2 separate regions of the Homo sapiens genome follow, and region 1 is linked to region 2. The links are chromatin loops, found by intact Hi-C in ENCODE. Cell type or tissue: ascending aorta. All regions are shown on one strand. Each heading gives the region's core, and the rest is flanking DNA. Links, peaks and the distances in the headings are about the cores only. Region 1 has its middle 220 kb from the start of LINC02914. Region 2 overlaps LOC107984696 (a long non-coding RNA gene).

Region 1 (4,383 bases), core at 130-4,129, 110 kb before region 2:
ATTTCTGTCCTTGAGGAAACATGTGCAACTCTTCCCCAAAACCAGGTCACAGGGGAAAGTTGCAGAGGCCGGGTGCCCTTCTGCCCACCTTCACCCACACCTGGGTTTCATACACTATGTATGGAAAGAACTGAAATGAGGAACCTGAAAATTTTAGACCCAGGTCTTTCACTTTCTCTAGCTGTATCACCTAGGCAAGTTGCCTCTCTTATCTGAACCTTGCTTTTTCAAAATATGAAATAACAGTGTTTGAAACAGTAGCATCAGACCCTGTGGCCTTGAGCTAACTGGTCAACCCCAATAGCTGGCATGTGGTGGGGGAGAAGCAGGGACAGGGGGCATCTATCTGACTCTGCAGGCAGACAGGGCCAATTAGTGATATTAAAGAGGACTGTTAAGGCACCAAAGGGCAACCTGCGGTCTACACCTAAGCGATCAGGTGGCAGCCTGTGAAGCAATCCCATATGATGGAAAGATCGCAGGCCCAAGGGTCTCGAGACCCTCGGGTTTAGTTCCAGCTCCACCAAAACTTTGCTGGATGATCCTGAACAAGTCGGTACAGCTCTGTGGCCCTCACTGTCCTCACCTGGAAGATTAAAGAGTTCAACCAGACAATCCCCAGAGTCCCTTCCAGCTCTGACATGCTCTCATTCCATGATTGCGTGACCACCAAATTAAATTAGAATCAGAGCTTTTGCATCACCTCTGTGTTGGCGAAGACAAGAAACACGCCCATGCGTACATGAAAAAGCCTTCCACAGCGGGTTGCTCAGCTTTTTCTTGTTGTTGTTGTTGTTTCTTCCCTGCACTTATCAGCCCATGATCAAGGGTTCCCTCTCCAATGCAGGTGCTTATCTGCCAGCTGAGGCCAAGGGCGCATCTTAGTACCCAGCAGCTGGTGAGGCAATGCGGGCGTTTCTGCCACTGTTAAGCCGCCACCGCTGGCTACAAGGCGTTGCCTGATAAACAGACTTGCTACACACACGTCTGCCTGGGAAGGAAAGAGACTGCCTGCCAGCCTACTCCTGCCAAGGTCTGCACCCAGCCCTCTGCAGGGGTCTGAGGACAGGCACATGCATGGGGCTGTCAGGATCCTGCCAGACTTGGGAACAAGACGGATGGGACTTGAGGCTCCTGTGAGGTGGGCTTCCCAGGCATTTGAACTCATGGCCTGAAGGGTCCCTGAGGGGATACCAGAGGTCAGAACAGAGACTTTGCAATAAGGAGTGGGGCATCCCCTGGAAAATCAAGGCTGGGCTTGGTATCAATATGTCAGGGAGAAATGCCCCCACAGATCTGGCTATTTCTTTTTTTTTTTTTTATACTTTAAGTTCTAGGGTACATGTGCACAATGTGCAGTGCAGGTTTGATACATAGGTATACATGTGCCATGTTGGTTTGCTGCCCCCATCAACTCGTCATTTACATTAGGTATTTTTCCTAATGTTATCCCTCCCCCAGCCCCCCAGCCCCCAACAGGCCCCAGTGTGTGATGTTTCCCGCCCTGTGTCCAAGTCAGATCTGGCTATTTCTAAAGGCCAGGATGACTCATTTTTTCAAGGAAAATTTCCAGAGAACTCATATTCACTGGGCATTGAGGAAACAGATGAAGTAATACGTCTAGGTCCTTCCCATCAGAGTTCCCGGCCTGGTTGTAAGAGAAAATAGGTACATTCTGCAAATAATTGTAGTATGTTTTATTCCCTCATTTATCCAGTGAATATAAAATGAACACCTATTGTGCCCAGGCACCATTCTCTGTACTAGGCAAATTCAAGTGAATATGATAGAAATTATGTCCATTCTGACTGGGTGCAGTGGCTCACACCTGTATTCCCAGCACTTTGGGAGGCCGAGGTGGTTGGATCACTTGAGGTCAGGACTTCAAGAGCAGCCTGGCCAATATGATGAAACCTCATCTCTACTAAAAATGCAAAAAATTAGCCAGGCATGGTGGCAGGTGCCTGTAATCTCAGCTACTCTGGAGGCTGAGGCAGGAGAATCACTTGAACCCAGGAGTCAGAGGTTGCAGTGGGTGGAGATCGCACCACTGCACTCCAGCATGGGCGACAGACTGAAACTGTCTCAAAAAAAAAAAAAAAAAAAAAAAAAAGCAGCCTATTCTTTCGGTGCACAAATTGCCCACTCTCTTCTCGCCATCTTCCCAGGGTGATGATTGTGTTTGCTGAGTGCTTCCTAGGGCCTGGGTACCTTGCTGGAGCTCTGTATGTGTCAGCTCTACTCACCCTAAAGGCCAAGGGGGTAGTGATTACAACTCTCCCTATTGCTCAGGAAACTGAGGCCAGAAAAGCCAGGAGCCTTTGCCCTCAGATAGTGGGTGCCTGAGGTGGCATTGGACCCAGGCTTGCTAACCTCCAAAGCCTGATTTCCTTGTACTAAAATGTTATGCCCCAACTCAGTCTTGCCAAATCCATTTTTTCCACCCCTGCCCTCAGCCTGCTCCTCCTCCTTTATGCCCTTGCTCAAGGACCCACATCACCATATCAGTCAGTATGCAGCAGGCTCTGCTGCAAGAACAGGTGACTAAGTGGCCATGGCCTAAAACAACCGGGAATTATTTCCCACTCATACTCGGCAGCAACGTGGGTAGGCAGGTGGCTCCTGCTCAGCCCCGTCACTGAAGTTCCCAAGCTGATGAAGTCTGCATCTCAACTCGTGTTTCCTTGTGCAACAAAGCAAAATGGAGAGCTGAAGGGCCTCACATCAGCTGGCACATGTGCCAGCCCAGAAGTGTCATCTGTCAGCTTCACTCTCAACGCATTGGCCAGAACTAGTCACGTGCCCGCACCTGCCCACAAAAAAGGAGGCAGGATATTGGGAAGCAGCAGTGATGTCTGTCAATATTGCTATTTGCCCAGGACCCCAGGGTGAAACTCTGGTCTTCTGAGATTAATGGACGCTTTTTCCCCCTTCCCTAGGAGTTAGGGGCAACAGAGCTGACTGTGGAGTCCCGTAGACTGGTAGGACTTGTGAGGCTTTGTTACCGAATTTTTGTATGTGTCTCTGCTGTCTTATCTGTAAAAGCGGGCGATAATGCCTCTTTCACAGGGTCATGGTGAACATTTGCAAGCTAGGTCCCTTTCCTTCCCTCTAACCCCTACCACACTCCCTTACAGTCTTCCAGCCTCTCCTCTTGACCCCCCACTGCTGGCATCTCTCAAGAGTGCTGCTGCAATGAGCTCATCCACCCGCGCCTCTGCCCTGAGCCACATTCCCTCCAATCCATCCTCTGCCCCATGGCTTCCCTGATCATCTTCCTGAGCCGCAAACCTCACTTTATTGCTTCCCTGCTCTTGATTTTCCCACAGCCCTTCATCCCCTCCGTGATATGGTCAGAACCGTATCTGTCTCTGCAGCCTCCTGACTTTTCCACAGCCCCATCCTCATACACATTGCACCATTTCCCAGGAAATTCTTCCTGATTTTTTAAACCTGCATATCTTTGGCTATTTTCTCCTTTTACTTGGAATGGCCTTTTCCTATCTCACCTGGAAAACTCCCATTCATGCTTCAAAACTCAGCTCCCACGTCACCTCTCATATGAAGGCTTTCCCAGCTACCCCAGCAGGGTTGATTATATTTCACCTGCTGTTAGACTCAGCGCTGCCTGAAATTCCATCAACAATACGTTCCATTGAGATAAGCTAAAGTTTCATCAACCAGTCCCCTTTGTAAATGGGCAGAATGGGAAGAGCCCACACCACAGACAGCAGACCCAGCCCTGATTTTGAACTCTGGGCTTTTCTTGAGCTCATTTTGTAATCTTAGAAAGGTCACCTACCCACGTGCATCCATCATCCCCTGGAGGAGGGGCTCACTGTTTTTTGGAGCTGCCATAGAAATATCTCGACTTCTTTATGATTACCGCCTGCCCAGGGCTTTTTCTGTCTCAGGATCCACCTGTTTCCGAGGTGACAGAAACTAGAAATGACTTCACCTTTCAAGAGGGAGCCCTCTCTATCTCTACTCTTTGGCGCGACTTCTCCATTGCCGACACATCGTATCCTGAGGTGTCATAGAAAGCACAGCCTTCCCATGACAAAATCTGTACACACAAAGGGAGCAATATGGGGGGTAGGGGTGTGGTTATTTCATCACAAACACATCCTATGTTGAGGACAAGGGAGTTTTGTATTTAATACTTAGACCCTTAGGTGTGGGGGCAGCTGGAGCTATGGTGGAACCTCACGTTTATCCACATAATTCATTGACAAGCAGTATTCAACTTGATAAGATAGGCAAGGTGAGGCACACAATGGTGAAGTGACTGGCTCAGGGCCCACCTCCATAATTTCAGGTCATGGACAGAAGTCCTTCTGGTTTCCAGGTTATTTTTTCAGAAATTCATTGAGCCAGATTCAA
Region 2 (4,383 bases), core at 181-4,180:
GCTGGCCCAACCCGGGGTCCAGTGGACACGTTTCAGGGGCTGGGGCACTGGCGCTTCTGGGAAGCAGGAAGAGGAAATGGCAGGAAGGTGAGGAGCTGCTCGGCCCCAGTCCTAACCATGAGGATGCCTCCTCCCTAGTCACAACCAGCGCCATCTCTTTTATGGAAGTGAACCCCAAACTTCCAATAGGGTACTGACTTAGACACTCTGGACTCTATCTTTTAAGGAAAGGGGAAAGAAAGGGGAGGGGGAGGAAAAGGAGGGAGGAAGAGAAGGAAGGGAGAGGGAGAAGGGAAGAGGGGAAGCGGAGGACAAAGGCGCCCCTTGCTGCCTCCTCCTCCCTCCCTCCCTCTGCCCCTCCCCCTCCCTGCTCTTTCTGCGCCCATATTGACCCTCCAGGCCACCGTCTCCAACTTGGCTAACAGGCTGATCTTTCCAAAGCACCAAGAGATCACGTCACCTCCCACTTAAAACCCTCAGTCTCGTGCCACCAAGAGGATAAAATCCTCTTCTGTCCTAAGCTTCCGAGCTCCCCTAGAATCTGGCCTGGGAGACCCCTCCTGAAGCCCCGCCCGCCCAGGGCCATGCACACCTCCCCAGACACCAGACGTCTCAGGGTTTACACGGGGTGCCCTCCGCGGCCCCCTTCCTGTCTTCACATCTATGTATTCTGTGTATCATTACCCCAACCTCTGATGGAGAAACAGGTTCAAAGTGATTGAGTCGCATCCCCAAGGTCGCACACGGATAAGCAACCTAAACCCAAGTCCTCATGCTCTCTTCCCCTGGGAGGGGTCGGACATGGAGGCCCGCAGGCGTTTTCTCCACCTTCCACAGCCTTGATTGTGCGGAGGCAGCAGCGCCACCCACAGGCAGCTCTGGCTTGAATCCCAGCTTCCCCACTTCACCTGGGGGACCTTTGGTGGGTCACTGAACCCTTTGGGCTCTTCATCTGTAAAGCGAACTAAGAACACAGCCTGGGCTGACGGGGAGGATTACTGAGAAGGAGAAATGCCATTTCCTGGGCCTTTTGCAAAATGTGTAACGGACATCCGCTAGCAGAAAGTCTGAAACTAGATTTCACCACTTGGGAGGTGGGAGAGCGGTGGGTAGGGGGGTTTGATCTGAGCCACCCCAGATTTCAGGGCCAACGCTGATCTGGAAGCTCCTGGGGACTTCTGAGACTCTCCATCCCCTGGCATTAGAAAATGTACAGGGAAGCACGCTGGAAACCAGGAAGCTCTAGGCAAGTGTAGATTACCATGACCAAGCCTGGGCTGGGAAGAGGAAGAGAGGACAGAGCCAGGCTGGGAGGGAGCCAGAAAACACTCTTGTGGGCTGGGCTCTAGCAAAAAGTGCTGATTTGGGGAATCCGTGGATTAGAGAAGAATCTCTTTGCCTATATCTTGCTGTGTGACCATGGGTAAAGTCCCAAACTTCTCTGAACCTCAGTTCCCACAGCTATAAAACCAGGATATTGGGCCAGCCTCCTAGATCTTTGCAGGTATCAGCTGTCTATGAAGTGTCACCCACTCGTACCACCTCTGTTCCGTGAGACACGGTCACCTCACCACCTTGGGAGGCGTTGTTGCTTCCATTTCCAATGTGAGCAAACGGAGGCTCTGTGAACCGTGTTCCCAAGGTTGCAGAAGGAGAAGGGGCCGGGCCAGAAGCAGAACCAGCTCCATCTGCCCTCCAGGGCGGTGCTCTGCCGCAGTCCCTGAGATGGCTGCCCTCCCTCCGTGCAGGCGCTGGCCTGAACAGGCTGGCCCAGGGCCCCCCAAGCCTTCCATGCTGGTGGGAGGGCCGCCTGCACAGCCAGTGCGTCCTCCTCGGCGGCCCGTGCCAAGCAGCCCTGCCCAGACCGCACGAGGAGCTGGCCACGACCTGCCAGGCCCGCTAAGCCCCTCCCGCCTGTTTCTCATTTAGAGCAAGCCCCGGCTGCAGCCCAGACATTCCAGAGGGGACAGTCAGACGCCAAGCCCGCCCATGGCTTGGGAAACCGGGCTGCAGGCAGCCCCGTGGTCAGGAAGCTCCACAATGTTTTCCCCTCCCTGTCGACATTTTAAAAGTTGCTTAACCCCTGGAGAAGTCTGGTCCACTCTTTTGGGGCCCGGCTGAACTGAGCCATCCCTGACCCTGGCATTCAAGGGCTCCATGGCCAGGAATAAAAATGACTCTGTAGATGAGCTGGACTCCCCATGGTTCCCAGGCTCTCCTGGCTCAGACCTCCTTCTCCAGCTCTTTGTTCTGGCTGGTCTCCACCTCTGAGACAGCCTCCCTTCCAGCTGGGAGTCCTGAGGCTTCCTGGTGGAGGAGGCATCAGAACAATACAATTGCCACTAATTAGGTGTCAGCTGCTGGCTGAAGTGAACACCCCCACTTACCCCCGCTCCCAGAAGATGCAGGTGGAATCGCTCTAGCTGTCCCTGGAAGAATCCTACCCTTCACACAGCCTTGAGTGCGTTAATTATAGATTGCCGCCTAATGACATAAGTAGCGTTCCTGAATTCCGCCAAAGTGACAATTTGCCATCAACATAAAGCCGCTGCCCGCGCTGCTAGCTGGCCGGGCATCCGGGCGCGAGGCTCTGCGCTCCTCCCGGCCCCTCCCTCCGCCACCCTGCCCAGCACCTGGATGACGCTTGCTTGGCTTGCTAGTCAAAATACATCCTTTTCCCTGTCACCGCTGCCATCTCAGCCCCCAAAAGTAGGGCCTCTTCTTTTTTCCTTCATCTTTTTTTTTTGCCCTGATTTATCAACCCTTGCTGATGGAACCAAGGGCTTTTAAAAACTGTTCCCACAGAATGGCAGTTCCTCAAAAAACTAAAAATAGCATGATCATTGGTCCCAGCACTTCCGCTTCTGGGTATACACCCAGAAAATGAGAGGCAGCATCTCCAACAGATATTTGCACACCCGTGCACACAGCCGCGCTTTTCACAATAGCCGAAAGGCCCAAAGACAGCGGAAGCAGCGCCAGAGTCCCTGGACAGATGAATGAGTAAATAAGACATGGTGTATATGTACAGTGGAATATGGTTCCGCCTTAAAAAGGAAGGAGATTCTGGTGTGTTCTACAACGTGGGTGAACCTTGAAAACACTATGCTAGGTGAAATAAGCCAGACACAAAAGGATAAATACTGTAAGACTCCATTTATACAAGATACCCAAAGTGGTCAAAATCATAGACAGAAACCAGAATGGAGACTTCCAGGGGCTGGGGGAGTGGGGAATGGGGAGGTGTTATTTAATGGGGACAGAGTTTCTGTTTGGGAGGACGAAAGGAGAACTCCTTGTAGCAAATGAAGCCAACACAGAGAAAAGCAGAAGTGTGGGGATATGTCAGGGAGAGAGAGAAAGAGGGAGAGAGAGAGAGGGAGAGGGAGAGTCAGGTGGGGGTGATTGTCACTGTGTCTGAACACCTGGATCCAGCCATGCCTGAAGCTAGACTTATCTCCTTGGACTTTAATGCATTCCATTTTATCCTTAAGCCATTTCAAGTGGGGTTTCTGTCACTTGTACCCAAAATAATCCTGTTTGATAAGAAATGGATTTTCACAATTAATCCATGTCAACTTTCGCCCCCTGGGGTTCCCTCTCCCCGTATTCCTTAGGGTATTCTAGATGGATGTACCATTCATGGGACACAACAATGTGAATGTACTTGATGCTACTGAAAAACTGCTGAGATGGTCAATTCTATGTCTATTTCACCACCATTTTAAGCATTGGTTTAAAAAAAAGAAAGCAGTTCCCCATCTCCCCGACAGGGGACCATCTGAGGCTGGGGAAGGCAGAGTCTCCGACAGGCCCTGAGCCTCTCCCAGGGCCCGGGGCAGCCAGAGCTCAGACCCAGCTTGGTCTTCTCAAGGGCCTGCAAAGGGAGTGAGGCGAAGTGGCCGGGCCAGGGATGCATGTGCTGTAAGAAGCAGGGCAAGGATGGGAATCCAACCCTGACACCACTGATGTGGCCTCTCTGCAGGACAGAAAAACACATTCAATAAAGGAGACTCCTCCGCCCCTCCCAGAGACTGCACCGGATGTGATGCAGCTGGAAGAAAGGAAGTTCCTTCCGTAAGATCTGACAATGAAAGTTTGTCTATCTGTTCCCCAAGCCACACACACACACACGGGACAGGGACAGGACAGGGGACAGGGACAGGACAGGGGACAGGGATGAGGGCCACATTCTCCTTGACCAGGTCCCTTACTTAACCACCCTAATGGCCCCCCACAAATGCAGAGCATGATGGGAAAGCACAATAATGGGCCAGGCATGGTGGGTGATGGATGTGTTTTCGTCTGACCAGCCACCCTCCCCTTAACTATGCCTGGGCCATGTGGGTTGGCCAAGGCTGCCCCATCCCCAGCTCCAAGGTG

What was found. A loop is a pair of places that touch in the nucleus more often than their neighbours do. Peaks named below come from ENCODE experiments on the same cell type or tissue, not always from the same donor. Only the 100,000 strongest peaks of a DNase experiment are listed, where the experiment ranks them.
Region 1: it touches region 2 in a loop (2.8-fold over the local background); 3 of 110 quality-filtered maps call a loop at or near these places.

Annotation. Positions count from the first base shown.
Region 1 is chr14:98,925,426-98,929,808 of GRCh38, forward strand. No RefSeq gene overlaps it. Among named protein-coding and RNA genes, the nearest start is that of LINC02914, 220 kb to the left of the region's middle. In ascending aorta, for the core only: no CTCF peak of the experiment used is centred there; no DNase peak of the experiment used is centred there.
Region 2 is chr14:99,034,191-99,038,573 of GRCh38, forward strand. The region is part of intron 1 of LOC107984696 (a long non-coding RNA gene); the gene reads right to left. Among named protein-coding and RNA genes, the nearest start is that of BCL11B, 240 kb to the right of the region's middle. RefSeq lists an enhancer at 4,230-4,383. In ascending aorta, for the core only: no CTCF peak of the experiment used is centred there; DNase peaks (open chromatin) are centred at 1,311, 1,941, 2,951, 3,891 and 1 weaker place; H3K4me3 peaks cover 1,108 bases; H3K27ac peaks cover 3,092 bases.